Regions from separate parts of the Homo sapiens genome. Here region 1 is linked to region 2. Evidence: chromatin contacts called from ENCODE Hi-C data. All regions are on one chromosome and are shown on one strand. The core of a region is the stretch at or near the end of the contact, and the rest is flanking DNA. Distances in the headings are between cores, read along the strand shown. Region 1 overlaps CREB3L2 (cAMP responsive element binding protein 3 like 2). Region 2 holds the start of AGBL3 (AGBL carboxypeptidase 3).

Region 1 (3,571 bases), core at 877-3,376, 3.0 Mb before region 2:
GGATGGAGTTTGTGCATGTGTCTGTTTTGTGACTGTGTCATTTGCAGTTCTTAGTTTTGGGGCTTTGCAAAAGGATAGCCTTTGTACTCATTAACCTGTTCAAGAGTGTTGGGATTCACCACATGACTCCAAGGTGTGAGTCTTTTCCTCTCTTTATTCTTCTGACTCTTCCACTAAGGAAGTATCAGGTGGATCCACTGAATGCCGAAAATGAGTTTGATCACAGAGGCATCAACAATATTCAAGTGGTAGAAACATAGAAACAAGCCCTAATTGGTTCCATTTTTGTATGACATAATAATAAGGACAGGTGAGGACAAATGGCTTTGTAATAAGAATATGAGCCTGCAGAAGGAACATTAAGTAAATAATTGTAGCTTCAAAGAAAATGAGCAGCTGCTGGCAATGCCCAGGTTTCAGGACCCGCAAAGGCACTCTGGCCAGACACATCCCTGCTCCCCTCTTGTGCCTCCCACGTGCCGTGGCTGGATTCTGGGTTCTGCCCTTGCTCTCTGTTTCACTGAATCTCTGTTCCTGTCATGGCCCTCAGGCCTGTCAGGGACATGAGGAACAGGTGTGGGAGGAGGAAGCCCTTCAGCTGGGCCTGAGGTCGGGCATGTGAGTACTGAGGACAGAGGTGGGTGCAGAGGAAGGAGAATTCTGCCTCAGACTGCACAGGGAGGAAAGGGCCACCCTTCACAGCCCAGAGCAGAGCAGGCTCTTTGAAGGAGACACAGAGTTTAGGATTCACTCCACAGTTTAGCTGTGTGGTGAATTAAATGGGTTTCTGAGGCCTGACTGGGAAACAGATGACTTTTTATCACATTATGTCAGTAAGAAAATGTCTTGTGAGTTTGAACCACCCGTGTTACAAACTTTTAAAAAAGGTAGAGAAAGGTGTGGTGGCTTATGTCTATAGTCCCAGCTACTTGCAGGAGGCCGGGGTGGGAGGATCGCCTGAGCCCAGGAGGTTGAGGCTGCAGTGAGCCATGATTGTGCCACTGTGCGCCACTCTGGGCAACAGAGCCAGATCCTGTCTCTCCAAAAACAGAAAGCATTTTAGAGCAGTTTTATGTTCACAGCAAAATTGAGCAGAAATACAAAAAGCTCCCGTGTATCTCTTGTCTCCCCAACACACAAAACCTGTCCCACCATCAGCATCCTGCTATTACAGACTTTTGGCATATGGAGTCATAAGCTGGGGTCACCTGTGGCAGCTTTTGATTTAAACTTAATTTTTAGAGATTAGTCACAGATAAGCCTCCCTTTGTAGTCCAGCAAGAAGCCAGATTGGCCACAAAAGCCTTGAACACCGAAGACTGTATCCTGTTTTTTGTTTTTTGTTTTTTTTTGCTACTGAAAACTTATTCAAACGACTAGGCACAGACCTATAGATTTCAGTACCATTAAAAAGTCAAACTGTGGTGCGGCATTTCCCTCCCTCTTTCCAGTTACAGATGACTTAGGCAGTAGATGTTATCCTTTGGAAAGAGATGGGATCTAGTGAGGAAACAGTATATATTTTTTGTAACCAAAGAACCTGACTCCGATCTTTGTAGTTTTGACTTTTTACTTCCTACCCCTGAATGGTATTCATTTCTGAGGCACTGCCAGGAATTGTTTTTCTGGTTCCACTCTGGGTTTGCAAGCTTTCTCTCCAGGCTCTCCTGCAGCCCAAGACCCATGTTGGAGCCGCTGGGAGAGCTGGGGCAGTGGGCTGAGGAGGCCAAGGCCCAAACCAGCTCCAGGCGAACAGCTGCAGCACAGCTGTGATGTTACCTGCATGGTGCAGTGGGGTCGCCCTTGGGCTCGAGGCATCATGTTCTAAGGCAGTCTTCACAGACACGTTTTCTTGTGTGCTAAGAGAGGGGCAGAAACGTAGCTGCCAAAAAACCATTTGGTTTCTCAGCTGTGTTTACAAGCTGAGGAACATGAGGCACGTCGAAATCCAGTGTTTCCTTTTGACTGAAATACAGACTTCTAGGAGGACACTGAAATGAGGGTGGGATGGCTGGGTAGATGGAGCATGAGGAAGTTTCAGCTTCTTATTCCCACCCTCCCAGTTTCGGTGTGGGATTCTGACTGTCCTCTTGTCTGCAGATTGCTCAACCACTGGAAAAGGCAGTTGGTAGGAGGAGCAGGGATTTTGCGGTCAGCACAACTTCATAGCCCTTATCACCACTGGCAAATGATTTCTTTAGTATCCCCGAGCCCTGCTGTCATGGCAGTCATGGAAAATGATGATATCTGCATGGTGCTTTGTGTCAAAGTAATGGATGAGCCTAATCATAGTGGGTGGAATCCATCTCAGGGGTGCAGTCGCTCCAGCCTCTGCTGCCAACTTGCCCTCCTTCCCAGTCCCATGGAGCTGGGGCACTCCCCGGCATACCTGTTGGGAAGCCCTGATAAGTGTGCTTGTCTGTTTTCTCGTCTAACAAAATGGAAACACCGTGAAAGCAGAGACTTTCTTTTATTCACTGCTGTTTATCTCCAGCTAACAGAACAGTGCTGTGCGCATGGTAGGTGTCCAGTAAAATGTTTGGTGAATGAATGGATGAACAAATGAATGAGTCTAGGCTTACAATCTGGTTCTGGCTCTCCCTACTGTGAGCACCTTTCTGAGACTGTTTCACAAGGCCATGGTGGAGGAAGATAAATGACATAAGTAAAGTGTCACTATGTCTGGTTTGTGGCCGCTAGATGGGGGATATTCGGTTCCTTTCTTCTATTTTTTTTTCTCCAATAGTTTCTGAGAGGCCTAGGAAGAAAATTTTTGCTGCATTCTGAACTCATGGATAAAATGAGTAAATAGAATAAGACCTCTGAATTGTGGCCTAATTGTGAAAGGCATTTAGGGAAAAAGACCTGAAATATTTCTTCAGTTCTTACCTGAATCCTCTTAGGTTCAACGCCTGGTATTGATTTGCATGACTGAATTAACACTTCAAATTTTCAGGCACCTGCTTCTGAGGAACTGAAATGTTTTTGTCAGTTTTGAGGGGGTGGGTTGGCAGCAGGTGTTAGCACTCTTTAAGTTACAAGAGGGAAGACAAGAAGGGGACGGCTTGTTCCATGTCCCTGTCATTTCCTGAAACACCATCTATCACTGGACACTGAGGTCACTTACATTATTTTTTCCTAATGAAAATAGTCTTTCTGGGGCTGATTGTGACCTGTTTAGGGGTCTGTTAACAGCAGGAAGGTGAGTAGGGGACAGCAGGATGGCACTGAGCAGTCCTGGTAGGGCTACTGCCTGCAGTGTCAGGGACAAGCTGAAGCGCTCTCCATCCACGAGGCCTGGGGCTTCCTGGCAGAGCACCTTTGGAATGCTGTCCATACACTGCAGCAAAGGCATTTAAGCCACGTTCTTCCTCCGACCCCTGGCCTGAACTGCGTCTAGCCTTGGCTGTTCCCAAGCAGTTGATGTACATATTGTTGAGCGAGAGAACCTCTCTGAGTCCTGCTTTCTTGGGAATCAGGTTCTAAGTTGCTCTCCTGTGCCTTCCATTTATCTGGACCAACTAGCATTTTATCAAACAGAGGTTATATGGAGATTCTGGCGTGTGAATGG
Region 2 (3,600 bases), core at 568-3,067:
AATCAGCACATAGAAGAAAATAAGTGGACATCAATCCTAAAACTAAAACCCTACTAATAATTTCATATACAAATTTTAATAAAACCTAGAAGAATCTTAGCTAAAATATTTTCTCAAAAAAAATACAAATATAGTTTCTCTTTCTAGACAGGGCATAGTGTTCCCAGTGATAGCTTAGCTTTTTCAGCCAAATTATTTCCCAACTTCAATGACAATAATTTAAACATCCAATTGATTTTTATATCCAATTGATTTTATAATATTTTAATTGGGGATTTATATAATACAAATTTTATCTCCAAGTAAAATAAAGTTGAGAAAAACATACCGATTCATCTTCATCACTGATTGTTCTGTCTGAATAGTCTTCCTTTTCTGAATCTTCTGACATCTTTTCCAGTGTTTGACTTGAGATTTCTTGTAATATACGGGTAGGCTGTAAAACAATTTCTAAGGAAATTATATGACAGCTTTTCTTTTCAAGCTGTAGGTGTTTACTACATTAAATGAGTACTCAAAAATATATTCAATTGTATTTAACAGTCACAACAGTCTTCTCTAAAAACTAATTAGAATACAACTAATAAAACCTTCAATTTCAAAGAGTTAAAGGAATTTTCCATGACTATACGAGACAACAACCACAATAAGACAAATCAAGCAAATCATTTAATTAAAAGGAATTTCCAGAGTATACAGCCAAATCATTCACATTTTATATTTACAATTAAATACTACACAGCAAGTTCAGAATGATCCTGAGGCATTAAAAGATAATGAATTTAAAAATTATAGTCACTTACTGAAATGTAGCAATATAATTTTAAGTTTTCTCCTTGATTTTCACTTGACCAAAAGTTCAAGTGACAAGACTTTACATTTTGATTATTATTCTGTAGATACTGTCTGTTCTAATATTCATTTATATTATTCTTATTCTTAGAAATCTAAATAGCTACCAGAAGGTTGTATTGGTAATGACCATTACCATTCTATGCAAGTATCTTCCCATGTGGGTAATATCAAGACCAGGGAATAATCGAAATTTCTTGTCAAGTTCCCATCGTTCTTGAGAGACCAAAGGACTCGACAATTTCAAATCTATTAGTTTACGCCCCTCTCTACAGGAAGCGTGTTTTGGAGCGTGGACTACATATAAGTTAAGTCCAAGCTCTATGGCAAATCACTGCCAATGCCACGGAACCGACTGTCTCATAGATGACACCTTCAGTCCTAAGAAACTGAAGTTTCTGCCTGGGCATCACAACTCCACATTTGGAAAATCCGACTGGCCTAAATTCCATTCCTTACAGGTGCACACAGGGCGCACGAAGTGCTGACCTGCTGCGGATACAGCTCTGGTCTCAGGAAACGGCCCTTATCCACCGGCGCTCCGCGGGTGTCTTCCACCACTGCGGAGGAGGGGCAGATGCGGGCGCGTCCACGCTTAGCCGCGTCCCGACAGTACCAAGGCGTTTTTGGCGGGAAGCACGATGAGGCCACAACTCCGGGCGGCCGAGTTCCTTCCCGCACTCACTCCTGGACACCTTGGTGTGGGGAGGCGCTCATTTTCCGGGGCGCGCTCGCTTCCCGCAGGGGGCGCCCCGCCTTACTTCTGCATACCTCACCGTCCTGTCGGGGCCGGCACCTCGCTCCCACGCGAGTCCTCTGGCCAGGCCAGTCGTCGCTTCCGTGCGGGGAGAATATCTCGGGATCTCGCGATCTCGCGGAGAACCCGGTATCCAGCCGCTAGAAGTAACGCCACTGCTGGAGATCCGCAGCCCCAGCCACACTCCCAACTCTCGTCATCAGGCAACGGGTCCGCCCTCGCGAGACTTCGGACAGCCTTCGGAGATCACCTAGCAACCAGCTCGGAGGAAAGGAGCCTGCGTAGGTTTTGGCTCCAGGAAGAGGGATCCCAGAGGATGCCGGGAACTCGGGGTGGGCCGCAGGGCGGTCAGAGAGGCTCTCAGAGAGGCTTTGGGGTCTGTCGGGAGAATTTAGGAGTGGGGAAGACCGGGCAGCTATTTATTCCCAGTGGTCTGCACTTCGGCTGTTGCCTCAGAGGAGGCAGTAGAGCATGCTGGTTAGGACTGTGCTTTGGAGCCCACCTGACTTTTAACAGTGTGACATTGAACAAATTAATTACCTGGACTTCATGGGTACAATACTTGTAACTACTACTTGGAGATGTTAGAATATTAAAAAGTACGTTGGTCTTGATTTTTTACAGACTGAGTTCCATTCTACACAATTGTGCGATTAATTCGCTTATTCGATTCTGGAAAATGAGGCTTTTCTCCTTAAATACTAAATGGAGAGTCATAGATGAACTAGGGTGAATTCTCAAAATTATCAGCTCAGAGATTCTTTATAGCAATCGTCAGCTAGCATATTTAACACTGTTTTCCTGATGACTGCAAATCACTATATGTAGTCTCATTTAGTTAACAGACGTTATTCATGAACATCCCATATTGATTTTTTCCCTCATCTTTAGCTCTACAGGGTAAGGTAATCTATTTGGAAAAGTTTTCCAAGTACAGCTGAAAAAAAGTCTAGATTTTGATGATATAAGAATGTAAATAAACACTTTTCACAAAGCGTTATATGTCATGAGATTCGTGATATTGTAGAAATGGAGATAATAAATGGTAGCAAGTTTGAAAGTAGAATAAAGGGCAAAGCACTATGGCTTAAGCATGGAAATGGGTTAACATAATCTCTTTGTATTTTGTAAGTATCTGAAAATAGGTGTTTTTGAGGTCAGCAGTTTAAAAGTATGAACCTTCCAGATTAGACCTTGGCCAGAGAATATTAATAGAGTATATCTTAGATCAACCTCTTGAAAAGTAGCTCTTATAGTTGAAGCTTGTTTTATGCCATACATAAATCACTAAAGGTGACATGCACAGAGAAATCTTTATTTATGTAATCTGTTTTTCTGTTGGATTTTAGTCATGGCTGCAAGCCATAGGATGTCAGCTGTACAAGGTAAAACTGAGAAATGGTCTAACCAGGTTATATAAGAAATTAATGGCAGGGCTGAGAGACTTAAGTCTCGTGATTTTTAGTCCAAATAGTTATATTATCACATACCAAGTAGTCCATGGGAAGAAAAATGATCTTAATGCATAATTTTAAAAACTTAGGATTTTTTTTTTTTTTTTGAGACAGAATCTCACTTGCTCTGTCGCCCAGGCTGGAGTGCTGTGGTGCAATCTCAGCTCACTGCAACCTCTGCCTTTGGGGTTCAGGTGATTCTCATGCATCCTGACTAGCTGGGACTACAGGCACGTGCCACCACTAATTTTTGTATTTTTTAGTAGAGACGTGGTGTCACCATGTTGGCCAGTGTGGTCTCAAACTCCTGGTGTCAAGTGATCCGTCTACCTCAGCCTCCCAAAGTACTGGGATTACAGGTGTGAGTCACCGTGCCTGGCCAAAAACTTAGGAACTTGGCAAAACTTTGAAAATGATATTCATTCATTATTTTATTAACAACTTTTTTCTTTTTAAAGACAGCTCTGTCACCCAGGTTGGGGTGTAGAGGCACAATCATAGCTCACTGCAGACTCAAACTACTGGTCCCAAGAGATC

The links. Hi-C counts contacts between places; a loop is a spot of excess contacts on that map. Pooled maps may share reads with other maps.
Region 1: a pooled map shows a loop between it and region 2 (9-fold over the local background). The contact joins the enhancer-like site here to the promoter of AGBL3 in region 2. A Hi-C loop is called at or near these places in 3 of 37 single-sample maps with no recorded cell type and 4 of 50 pooled maps.

Annotation. Positions count from the first base shown.
Region 1 is chr7:137,985,171-137,988,741 of GRCh38, reverse strand. All of the region lies in intron 1 of CREB3L2 (cAMP responsive element binding protein 3 like 2), which reads left to right. Among named protein-coding and RNA genes, the nearest start is that of CREB3L2, 15 kb to the left of the region's middle. RefSeq lists enhancers at 710-819, 1,952-2,021, 2,352-2,501. Within about 2 kb of position 2,126, at least 14 of the 41 ENCODE cell types and tissues checked have a DNase peak (open chromatin) inside an H3K27ac peak, as active enhancers do.
Region 2 is chr7:134,984,725-134,988,324 of GRCh38, reverse strand. AGBL3 (AGBL carboxypeptidase 3) reads right to left here and starts at 1,817. Exons shown (of 17, transcript NM_178563.4): 1 at 1,624-1,817; 2 at 329-450. The coding sequence starts at 391. RefSeq lists enhancers at 1,126-1,385, 1,466-1,605, 1,616-1,915.